Regions from separate parts of the Mus musculus genome. Here region 1 is linked to region 2. Evidence: chromatin contacts called from ENCODE Hi-C or POLR2A ChIA-PET data. All regions are on one chromosome and are shown on one strand. Each heading gives the region's core, a stretch centred on a gene start or an enhancer-like site at or near the end of the contact. The rest is flanking DNA. Distances are from core to core; before and after follow the strand shown. Region 1 holds the start of Wwc1 (WW, C2 and coiled-coil domain containing 1). Region 2 holds the start of Rars (arginyl-tRNA synthetase).

Region 1 (5,753 bases), core at 1,457-3,956, 150 kb after region 2:
CCTTCTAGTCAAATCAGTTCTTGGGAAGCTACCCACTTGCCCTCTTCCAAGGGCAACGCATGACTGGCATTTTTTGAGAAGTTTTCTATGTTGTATTATTCTCTCAGATGCTCGGTCATCATCAAGGCTGGCAAAGCAGTGCTCATCCACAAACACAGCACCTTGGCTCACACAGCACCCTGTCTCACACAGCACCCTGGGCTCACACAGCACCCTGGGCTCAGCTGCAGGGACTTATGCTGGAGGACACATAAACTTGAAGTTGTCTGTTCTAAGGGGTAACAAGTTGCCAAGCTTCCCAACACAGTTACAAAGCCCCCTGGAGTACCTCGCTCTGAGAGGCCTGGGGAGAACTAGACAAGATTAGAGGTTAAAAGGCAGAGCACAAGGACAATTTGTAAGTGGAAATAGCCAAACACTAGGAGCAAATCACATCTCTGGGTTCCAGATTTTTCTCTTACGTTTAAACACGGGGAAATAAGCTGGGTAAAGTGGTGCTCACTTTTAATCCCAACCATCTGGAGGCAGAGGCAGGTAGATCTCTGGGCCAGCCAAGGATACCCAGTAAGATCTTATCTTGAAGCAATACACAAACAAACAAGCAAGGGGAAATTGGAGTTGATAGTTGGTGAGATGGCTCGTGGGTTAAGCGGTTTGCCCCTGAGCCTGACCCCTGACTTTGATAAACGGAGGCTGTGAAGTGGAAGGAGCTACTAGACTGTAACAATTGTCCACCCACCTCCATATGCACACACACTGTCAAGCAGGCATACACACCGTTATTAAACACACACAGAGAAAGAGAGGGGGAAGAGGTGGAGTGAGGCATGTGGGAAGGAACTGGGCTTGCGTTTTCTAAAAACTTTCCAACTTTTGGGTCTCACTGTGTAGCCCTGGCTGGCCTGTCTGTCTAGCTTCTGAGTTTCCACTATCACTCCTTCCTTCCCAAGCAAACCATTCATCAGACACAAGGGGAAACTGAGGCCAAAAGATCAAAGCAGCCTGTCTAACACTCTGTAGTACTAGCGCTGAGCAGAGTAGGAACTCAAGAAACGATGAATGAATGAATGAATGAATGAACGAACGAACTCATGAGGAAGTGAACTCATTGCTTCCTACGTTTTTCTTTAACCCTCATCTTGCTATACACCCCATTCTGGATGTCTCAGATCCCCTTCATCTGAACCCCATAAAATGAAAGGCTCAAAAAATTCATCCTGGGTGGCTTTACGTGCACCAAACCCCCAAGGTCACAGACCAAGTGAAAATCTAACATTCCTAGGATACTTTGACCACACTCCTTCTTGGCAAAGGACGACTCCCCTCCTTCCTGGGCAGATGTGGGCCAGGTGTGAGTAACTGAAAGTGGGAAGGAGTCTGGGATGATAAGACTACCTGCCTCAGGAAAAGCTCATGCTACGCACACCCAGCGAGGTGCCCACCAAGGTCAGGATTGTGGAGAAGCCTCTGGCCCCAGAAGGAAGGGAGGAGAGGAGGCTAGGGCAGGCAGGGCTTTGCCAGAGGCCTCTCACCTCTATCTGCATCCTAACAGCTTCCAACTTGCTGTGAGATTCCTGGAGAACCAGTCTCCCTCTTTTGCCCTCCCCCGCGCTCCCTCCCTCCCCTCCCACCTCCGGCTTCCCCAGACTTGCTCCAAAGCTTTTCTCGGCAGCCAACGAAGCACCTGTCAAAAAAGCTGCTTTCTCTTCGCCAGAATGTCCTTCCTCCAGTAGTTTCCCAGCGACCCGTGGGCTCCCTACCACCCCTCCATGCCAGATCACCCCTCCTCAGCCAAGGGAGTTCCCAGGGAAGATTCGCTTCATCTGGTTTTGGTCTTTGCCTTCACCCTGGCCAGACGTCGCTTTCTAAATGAGCCGGGGACCCTGCTAGAGCTTAAGGTCAAAACTCTGGGCAGGTGCTACAAGGGCCTAAGTCCTCCACCTGGGACTGGCTGCCGGCAGTCTGCTTGGCGTCCGCCCCTCTCTGCAGCTCTTCAGAGCTTTGTACTCCTGTACAGCTCAAGGAGGGGTGAGGATGTAGAGGGGGCAAACTAAGACCTGTTAAGAGACACGCAGAGTCCCCCTGCACACTAAGGGCAGGTGCGGCCCAGGCGCGGTGCCGGGTCCGGGTCGGAGCACTCCGGGTCCTACCTGTCCCGCGGGTCGATCCAGCTGGTGGTGCGGTTCCTGTGATCTATGTAGTAGACCTTGCCGTCGAAGTCGCGCGCCTCCTCCCAGCCCTCCGGCAGGGGCAACTCCGGCCGGGGCATCTTCCCGAGCCTGGCCCGCGCTCCCCCATGCAGCTCGCAGCCGCCACGGGGCTCAGCGGCTCGGGCTGGCCGCTTTGGGTCCAGGCGGCCGCCGAGGCAGCATGATCGGGGAGTGGCGCCCACGGATCGGGGGCCCTAACGGGGGCCGGCCGGGGTGGCGCCTCTGTCCATGCGGCCCTGCGGCCCCAGCCCCACGCCGCCCGCCTCTCACGCTGCCATGTGCGCCCGCCGCGGCGCCCAGCCGGCCCGAGTCCGCGGCCAGCCAGCCAGGAGAGCGGCCCGAGCCGCCGCCTGCCTGCCCCTGCCGCTGCGCGCTGCGCTCCACGCCGCCGCCGCCGCCGCCGCCGCCCGCAGCCTCTGCCGGAGCCCCGCCGCGCGCCCCGAGACTTCTGCCTCCGCCAGGTGTGGCTCCGGCGGTGCAGGTAACTGCGCTGCCCCGGAAACGGGAGGCGGAGCGCCGGGCTCCAGGGTTCCCGGGTCTCCTCCCCGCGCCCAGCGCGGCGAGGGCGGGTCCTAGAGCCCGAGACGCGCCCCCTCGTGGGACAGTCCCAATCGCCGACCACCCCGTTCTGCCCCAGGAGGCTAGGCTCTCTCTACGCCAGAGTGTCCGGGCTCTTGGCGCGTGTGGCCCCAAATCTTGACACACCCTGTTTTCTGTGATTGAGAACCAGGAGTCAGGCAAGAAGTGGTTAAGTGAAAACATTCTTGCAAATCGGCGAACATAAGTTTTCCAGGATCTCTCGTCCCTTCCCCCCCAGCACTCACACCATCTGTCTTCCTCCTATTCAGTTCTCCCCGTGTTGTTTCAACCCTCCTCTCCGTAATTTGCAAATGTAGCTGGCTTTCCTTAGGGTCCCTAAAATTAGGAATGCTATGGATCTGCTTCCTAAGAGGACTTCCAGCGGGTGGCAAGGGAGGAGAAGGAAGGACATATTTTGCCAGTCATAGTGAAGTGCACCTGTCTCTCGGCTACTCAAGAGGCTGAAGAAGGATTACTTAAATCCAAAAGTTCCAGGCTGAGTCAAACTAGCAAACACGGGGGGGGGGAATAAATAAATAAATAAGGAAGGAAGGAAAGGGAGGGGGAGAGGGAGAGAGAGAGAGAGAGAGAGAGAGAGAGAGAGAGAGAGAGAGAGAGAAAGAGAGAGAAGGAAAAGAAAGAAAGAAAGAAAGAAAGAGAGAGAGAGGGAGGAAGGAAGGAAGGAAGGAAGGAAGGAAGGAAGGAAGGAAGGAAGGAAGGAAGGAAGGAAGGAGAAAAGAAAGGAGAAAAGAAAAGGCAAACCCTGAAACAAGAATAAGTAAATGTCTTGAGACATTAGCAATATTGAATTAAGGGGAAAAAGTTCCCTCTTAGGTTTGGTGTTTCCCCCAGTGCAAATGTAACTGTGCCTGAGGCAGGAAACTGGACTGGAAGAACGAAGTCCAGCGCCTTGTCTGAATCAATCCCTTAATGTGGGGAGTAACCAGTTAACTCCCTGTACTGTGTGGGGATCCCCTGTTTGATACACAAGGCGTTTTAGGGTGGGCTCCTCAAATCTAAATGCCCTGAGGACATAGGGGACGGGTGTAGCTCCTCCTCCATCCCATCAATATTATACTTCGAAGCCAGGGATCTCAGATCTCAGGGAGGTCCTCACCACCCACCCAACTGCTGGGGAGTTCTCCCTCCAGACTTCCTGTGATGGGCAAAGCCTTCACAATTATAAGTACTTCTAGTGCCCTCCTTCCCCCGTTCTGTTAGGATCAAACTCCAGGCATGCATCCTCACTGAACCAAACCAGCCAATCTGTTTTGAGTTTTTGCCTGGGAGACCTCGCTCTGCCTGGCCTTATACTATGGTTATCTCCCCTTCCTACCTCTGCCTCCCAAGTGTGAGATCACAAGTGTGAACGAACCATCACTTCCAACACGTGCTGATCTGATACGAGGCTTGCGTTTTCAAGTATGATCTCAGCTAATCTTCACGACAAAGCCCTGGATAGGGTACTGTACTTCTCCTCGTTCTGGAGATGAGGACACTGAACTTCAAGATGGCCAGGGATGGAGCTAAGAAGAGACACAAGCACCCTAGCACCGGTGAAACCAATGGTTGAAGGGTCAACCATTAATGCTTCATTGTATTTAGATCGAGGGTTTGTAATGTTTTTTTAGATTCTTGCTATGCAGTCCAGGGTGGCCTTGAGCTCAGCATCCTCCTGCCTCTCCCTTGAGAAAAATGTGATAATGAAGAGTCCCTCCACCTGGTTGGGAAGAGCAAAATGAAATGAGAAGCAGGGCATCATGGCGCACGCCTTTAATCCCAGCACTTGGGAGGCAGAGGCAGGTGGATTTCTGAGTTCGAAGCCAGCCTGGTCTACAGAGTGAGTTCCAGGACAGCCAGGGGAACACAGAGAAACCCTGTCTCAAAAAATTAAAAAAAAAAAAAAAAAAAAGAAAGAAAGAAATGAGAAAAATAAGGGATTAAGCTATCACCAAGGGGTCCACGTGGAGCACCCTGGCTGATCTGATGACCAGCACACTTTTATAAAGTGTGGCTCAACTGAACTATTTTCTGCTAAAAAACACAGACAACCCATGTCTTTTCCTTCCTGAAAAGTACGCTTGTCTGCTTATGACACATCCAACTAGGGTGTGTGTGTGTGTGTGTGTGTGTGTGTGTGCCTTATTTTCCAAGCTTCCTGGATGAATGTGTTGTATGCCAGATGCCCACCGCTTGGCATTTTCCAGTGGCTTGTTCCTCTATACCTTTAGACCATGCCTTGGAACAGCAATTGGTTCCTTAAAGCTTAGGCCTTAGGATCCCAGGTTATCTCCCAGAAGCTGCAAGCAGGGTGATGTAATCTACAGATGGTGGCCTGCCCCCCTGCAATGCCGGGTGAATCATCTCTAGGCATTCAGAGGCCCAGGGCAAGCACGCCAAAGGTAAAAGCTGCTGAGCCTTATGATAGGTTGAGTTGGTTGTTATTCTGCAGGTGACTGAACCACAGGAATCCAAACTGAGACAGGCAGCCTTCCTGGTCTTCCTTTTAGGAACTATGGATAACTTTGGGGCTGAGCAGAGACTACCAGCCACACCCAGTCTGCATTTGCATTCACTGTTAGGCAGCTCATGGGAGACAACACCACAGGTTGTCATGATCTTTTTTTTTAATTTGTTTTTTTTTAAGATTTATTTATTTATTATATGTAAATACACTGTAGCTGTCTTCAGACACTCCTTACAGATGGTTGTGAGCCACCATGTGGTTGCTGGGATTTGAACTCTGGACCTTCGGAAGAGCAGTCGGGTACTCTTACCCACTGAGCCATCTCACCAGCCCCCCCCCTTTTTAAAGATTTATTTATTTATTATATGTAAGTACACTGTAGCTGTCCTCAGATACTCCAGAAGAGGACATCAGATTTTGTTACAGATGGTTGGGAGCCACCATGTGGTTGCTGGGATTTGAACTCAGGACCTTCGGAAGAGCATTCGCCACTCTTA
Region 2 (5,869 bases), core at 1,721-4,220:
GAGGTTTTGTAAAACCTCACATTATAAAAATTTGTAAAAATAACAGCTTTTGAGAAAACTAAGATTAGAAGCAGATTCCCGAAAATCTACGGATTCTTTAAAAGTGGCATTATCGTGACAGCAATCATGTATGAGTGCTATCGGTGTGAAAAAGCTTTCTGTGAGTACTTTAATAAATGTACTAAGTGGCTAGGCTCTGGAGGCAGAGGTAGAGGCAGAGGATCTATGTGAGTTTGAGAACTGGTCTACTTATGACAGCTCCAGAAAGGTCAGGGCTAAATAGAAACTGTGCCTCAAAAACAATACTAAATACGTTTCTAAATCTTAAAAACACATAAAAAAGACAGAAAAGCAATAAGAAAAAACTGAGGCAGCCGTGCTTATGAGAACATGGGTAAAACACCTCCTGCCAGAACCATCCGGTACGTGCTTTCAAGGTGGAGTATGTGGCCCAAGAACTAGGGCAAGGCGGCAGAGTGAAGTTATGGCACACAGCACTTTAGTCCTTTGATGCTCCCTCCCTCCCCCCCTCTCCCTCTCTCTGGTTTTCCGAGACAGGGTTTCTCTGTGTAGCCCTGGTTGTCCCGAGACTCACTCTGTAGACCAGGCTGGTCTGGAACTAAAAGATCAGCCTGCCCTTGTCTCTTGCACACAGAGAAGTTTGTTTTCACCACAGCTGTGGATTTATTTCCCTTACTTCCTTCAGCAGCGCACAAGCACTTGACAAAGCTATCTGAGCACAGCTGCCTCCACACAGATAATAAAGTGCTTCAAAGGACTGGTCAGACGCCTGAGATGAGGACTTGGAGCGGTGCCTGTGCAATCCAGAAGGAAGTACACACACTGGAGAACAATGAATGAGGCAACATGCTAGGCTGTGTCATCAGCAAACCTGAAAGGCAGGCCAAAGAAGCTGAAGGTAGGCTTTCTTTAAAACAAACAAACAAACAAACTACATTGATAAGCATTGCTGGACTGTAAGGCTATTCAAATGGTGGCATGGTAGTACACACCTGTAAACCCAGCCTGAGAGACACAGAAGAAGAAAATGCACTTCAAGATGGAGGCAGCCCAGCCCAGAAGCCAGCCTGGTCTGTATAGAGAGGCTGTTGGATGGGGAGGAGGAGAGGCAGAGAAAGTTTCGCAACATTAAATGAAAAGAACCCCAAAAGATGCTATAAAGCATAACACAAAACTGCAAAATAAACAACTTCATTGCAGAGGAGTTAGGAATCAGTGAGTGCATTTTAAAACATCCCTGTTAGTTGCTCCTGAGAAACTGTTTCTTTTACAGTAGTTAAAATGGTTTTAAAAACAAAAGACATTCCTTTGACAGCATGGACATAAGCCTTTGAAGAAATCTCAACTTCCAAACCATTAAACCATCGTAATGAACCACTTAAAAGGGGTATCATAATAAACTACTTAAAAGGGCCCTGGGAAGCCAGTGCCGCCCCACTTTCTCCAGCCTAATGAGTCCTAACTTGCCTTATGCAGGAAAACTGATTTCTAAACAAACTCCTCTTCTCAATTCTTATAGCACGTACTTCTAGAATCTTCAGTAACAACAACAACAGCAACAACAAATTATTTGAAAACATCCGGAGCACTTACCCTTCGAAGAATATTCAGCCTATACTTCAATTTTAAATTTTCTTCTCGTAACTGTTCCAAACTTGGAGAAGCTTCCAAGCAGCCACAGTTCTTCAGCCGGTCGATCTCAGCAGTCAGAGCCTTAATCTCCCTTTCCTGTAAGGGAAAGGCAACTTTTCCAGGTCAAACAAATGCTTCCCGGATAATGGCAAACCTTACCACAGACTTCCTCATTTCGCTCTCCACAACATGTGGGGTAGAAAAATGAGAATGGACTTTGCAATGATTTTACTGACGTCAGCAATCATCCTTTATGAGATGGAACTGAGTTCACATGTGTGTGCTGGGGATGAGGGACTGCGGGGCAGAGAATATAACTCAGCCAAGTGTGCATGGCAGTACACATCTCCAGTCCTAGCAGTTGAGAGGCTGTGAGTTGAAAGTCCAGGGCCAGAGTCAAACACGGAAGTCTCTTCTTTAGCTAGGTGCATCCTGATTTAGTCAGAGTACAAGTTTCTGGCTTTACTACCTGTGTTGCTAAATCTAATGACTTGGGACTAAAAAAAACCAAACCAAATCAAAAACGACAAAACAAACCAACAAACATCAGTAGGAGTTGGGGACTTGCACCCCTCAGTGCTGCTTGCCACACATAGGCCTTGGCTCTGGGTTAGATCCCGAGACAAAAAGGAGTCAATCCATCTTTTGTCATATTCGAAATCACTCAAGTGTCCGTCTTTGCCTTTTCTGGGTCTACGTAAACTTCATATATATATGGTTTTTTTTTTCCCCATCTCTCCAAGATCTGCTACTATTCACTGGACTCAGCAGTAAAGAGCTTGTCCATTTATTTTGCACCTCGGGGATGATTTGCATAAAAGCAGTTATTGTCCAGGGAAGACTTAGACAAACTGAGTTCCTAACGCTAGTGTCTAGGCCCGAAAAAGAAAAGGGGCTGGTCTTACTTTCGTTTTTCAAAATTGTGACACTGTTCCAGACCAACACTGGCGGCTTCTTGGGAAGTTTCCGGCTGGGTCTCAGGGCACACCTGTCCTGCTCTAACCTGGCCTGGGCGACCAGCAGAGTGAGCCTCGCTCGCTGTCCACCCTCTCTTCTCTGAGTGACAGTCGCACGACCCGGCCAAGAGGAAAGGGCCAGCGGAGCAGCAAGGCTTCGCAAGCCCCGAGGTCCCGGACTGGGGTCGCCGCGGCCGCCTGTGGAAGCCACTGCGGACTCTGCCCCGCCGCCGCCCGCTCCAGAGCCCTCCGCCCCGCCCAGGGACAAACCTGCTGCAGCAACCGCGCGGAGCACTGAGCCACCAGACCGTCCATCCTCTCGTCAGCGACTCACATGCCAAGCGGCCGGAAGCGGAAGTGTCTAGTTTGGGCCGGAAACGGAAATTCCTACCCGGGTAAGTCACTGTTTTTGGTTTTTCAGGGCGCGCCCTCTGCTGCCCCCTAACGGGATCCAGGAGACACTGCGAGAGAGGCGGGGAGCAGGCCAAAGCAACCTACCCTCTGCTTGGAGGCATGGCGCGGGCATGGGCACAGAACCCATCCCTCTTTTGTTTTGATTTTTTGTGTTTTTTGTTTTTGTTTTTTTCGAGACAGGGTTTCTAGCCCTGGCTGTCCTGGAACTCCCTCTGTAGACCAGGCTGACCTCGAACTCAGAAATCCACCTACCTCTGCCTCCCAAGTGCTGGGATTAAAGGCATGCGCCACCACTGCCTGCAACTCATCCCTCTGTTAAACAGGCATTTTTGTTGTTGTTCACATTAAGGTGCTAGATACTCTCTCCAGGATGTGAAGATGTTTAGAATGTATGATAAAAAAAGGTCCTTAAACTAATGGAGACTGCCTGAAAGGGGAAAGAGAAAACAATGGCTTTCCTTTTCATTGTATGTGTAGTGCGCGCGTGCACGCGCACATGTGCATGTGTAGACTTTTTGTATTCCACTCTGACCTTTGACTCTCCATCCTCCTGCCTCAGCCTCCTTACCAGGCAAACAATGTTTTAATTACCAAGAAAGGAAGGTGGTACAATGACTTGAGCCAGGCAGCCTCTTGGAGCATCTCTCAGGCTCTTCTGTTCGTTTGAAAGATGTAGCCCAGGGTAGTCTTGCATTTAGCTGAGCTTCTGATCTTTTGTCTTGAACTTCTGATCTTTTTCTTTCCACCTTCCAAGGGTCGTGGTAACGTGGTTTTACCACCAAGATGGATTTAGTTCACGTTAAAATTTACTTATCTTCATCCTAAACAATAATATCTATGAATCCATGGGCTGAGTGTGTGGGCTAAAGATGCTACATATTAAATAAATATAGGACTTGAGAGGTGGCTCAGTGGTTGAGAGCACTGGCTGTTTTTTTTTCCCCCAGAGGTCCTAGTTTGATCCCAGTATTCACATGGCAGCTCACACTCACCTATGAACATGTAGTTCCCTGGGATTTGATGCTCTCTCCTGGTGTGCAAGCATACATGCAGACAAAACACCCATATACATAAAATAGATAAACTTTCAAAAACAATCAACATATTATTATAGATAATAAAGAATGCAGCCATATCTACCTGTGTTTTCTTTTTGCTAGGTAGAGCGGGCTGGCCTAAAACTCAAGCATTTCCTGTGTTCTGGGATTACATCTGCTGCCTCTCCGGGCCTATAGTTTTCTATATTGTCACCAGTGGTACCTATACCCACTTTGAGAAAATGCTGCATTAAGGCACTTGGCTATCACCACAGCACATAAAAAAATGTTAAAAACACACACACACACACACACACAACACTGTGATTGCTGTGAATTCATTCCAGCCTGAGTTAGTGAGTTTTAGGACTGTAGAGTAAGGACCTGTCTCCAGGTAAGCAAGCAAACAAGCAAAAAAAAAAAAAAAAAAAAAAAAAAAAAAGGAAGAAGGAAGGAAAAAAAAGAGGTCACAAGCCACTGAGAAACGCCTATGTTCCCATTGCTACACAGCCGGATTGGAAGGACTTCGACTTTCCTTCAGTCAGTCAGTAATTGTCATGTGTTAGGGAATACTGTGTCAGGAGCTGAAATGGTGAACAGGTGTGTCTGGTGCGTGAGATATGAAACCTAGGGAATCAGATACATATGGTTGGCCAGAAGTACATAACGTCAAGCCTGCTATTTCCAATTAGCTTCATTTACCCACTATCCTATAGTTGGCAGAAATTGATGGCTATCCTTACCATATTCCCATTAATACATTCAGTTAGCAACGTGCTCTGGGGATAGCTGTACTCATGGTATGGGTCAAAGATATGGAAATGAGTTATTCCAGAAGCATCTAGAATATAACAAGTAGAATATAGACTTCACTACTGTGGCTTAACATTGCGACTTAACTTATAACAGTAGAGAGTGACTCTCAGCACCGTGGATCTACAGCAGCGGATGCTGGATCTCAGTAATTCGGTCTACAATAGCAAACACTGGATAAACAATGCAGGGCTTTAGTTTCCAAAGTCTTGTCTTTAATTCTTTTCTTCCAGTGCTGGGATTAAGCCCAGGGCTTTGTGTTTGCTAAGCCACACTACTATTCTATTGAGCCACATCCCCAACCCCAAAACTTGGTCTCTTTCCTTTTGTTTCTTTCCTCTTCCTCCTCCTCTTTCTCCCCTCTCCTCGACCCGCCCCCCCAAGGTTTCACTAAGCTAGCCCTGGATATCCTAAAACTTGCCATGTAGAACAGGCTGGGCCTGAATAGTACAGGGATTAAAAGCACATATCAGAATGCCTAGCTGAGAAAGACCCTTTCTTTATAAACAAAACAAGACCTGCGGTTAAGAGCCCTTGCTACTCTTCCAGATGACTAGAGTTTCTGGCACTCATGTGAAATATAGGTGGCCCATGACCCCTCTATAACTCTAATTCCAGGGGACAAAACTCTGCTGGCCTTCATGGGCATCTTTGGATATACATATAAATAAAAGGAATCTTTAAAAACAAACAAGGCCATCTTAGACTACAGTATAAGTTTGAGACCAAGCTGATGTCAATATGCAACCAAATAAAATAAAATAAAATTCACATTGAGGTGGAGAGGTGACTCAGAGGTTAAGAGCACTGATTTCTGTGCCAGAAGCCCCGGGTTCAAATCCCAGCACCCACATGTTAGCTAACAACTGTCTGTAACTCAGTTCCAAGAGGACCCAATGACCTCTTCTGGTCTCTATAGGCATTGCACCCACATGCAGGGGTGCACACATCTGTGCAGGCAAAATACCCATACACATAAAATAGAAGTGAACATAA

The links. A loop is a pair of places that touch in the nucleus more often than their neighbours do. ChIA-PET counts read pairs that join two places held with the same protein, here RNA polymerase II (POLR2A).
Region 1: a loop to region 2 is called in a map of Patski, with 2.3 times the contacts of the local background. The contact joins the promoter of Wwc1 here to the promoter of Rars in region 2. A Hi-C loop is called at or near these places in 3 of 37 maps with a recorded cell type or tissue (Patski, T-helper 1 cell and mouse trophoblast stem cell). POLR2A ChIA-PET finds 5 or more read pairs at or near these places in 2 of 5 experiments (Patski and embryonic stem cell).

Annotation. Positions count from the first base shown.
Region 1 is chr11:35,977,821-35,983,573 of GRCm38, forward strand. Wwc1 (WW, C2 and coiled-coil domain containing 1) reads right to left here and starts at 2,707. Exons shown (of 23, transcript NM_170779.2): 1 at 2,151-2,707. The coding sequence starts at 2,269.
Region 2 is chr11:35,831,558-35,837,426 of GRCm38, forward strand. Rars (arginyl-tRNA synthetase) reads right to left here and starts at 2,971. Exons shown (of 15, transcript NM_025936.3): 1 at 2,880-2,971; 2 at 1,615-1,749. The coding sequence starts at 2,924.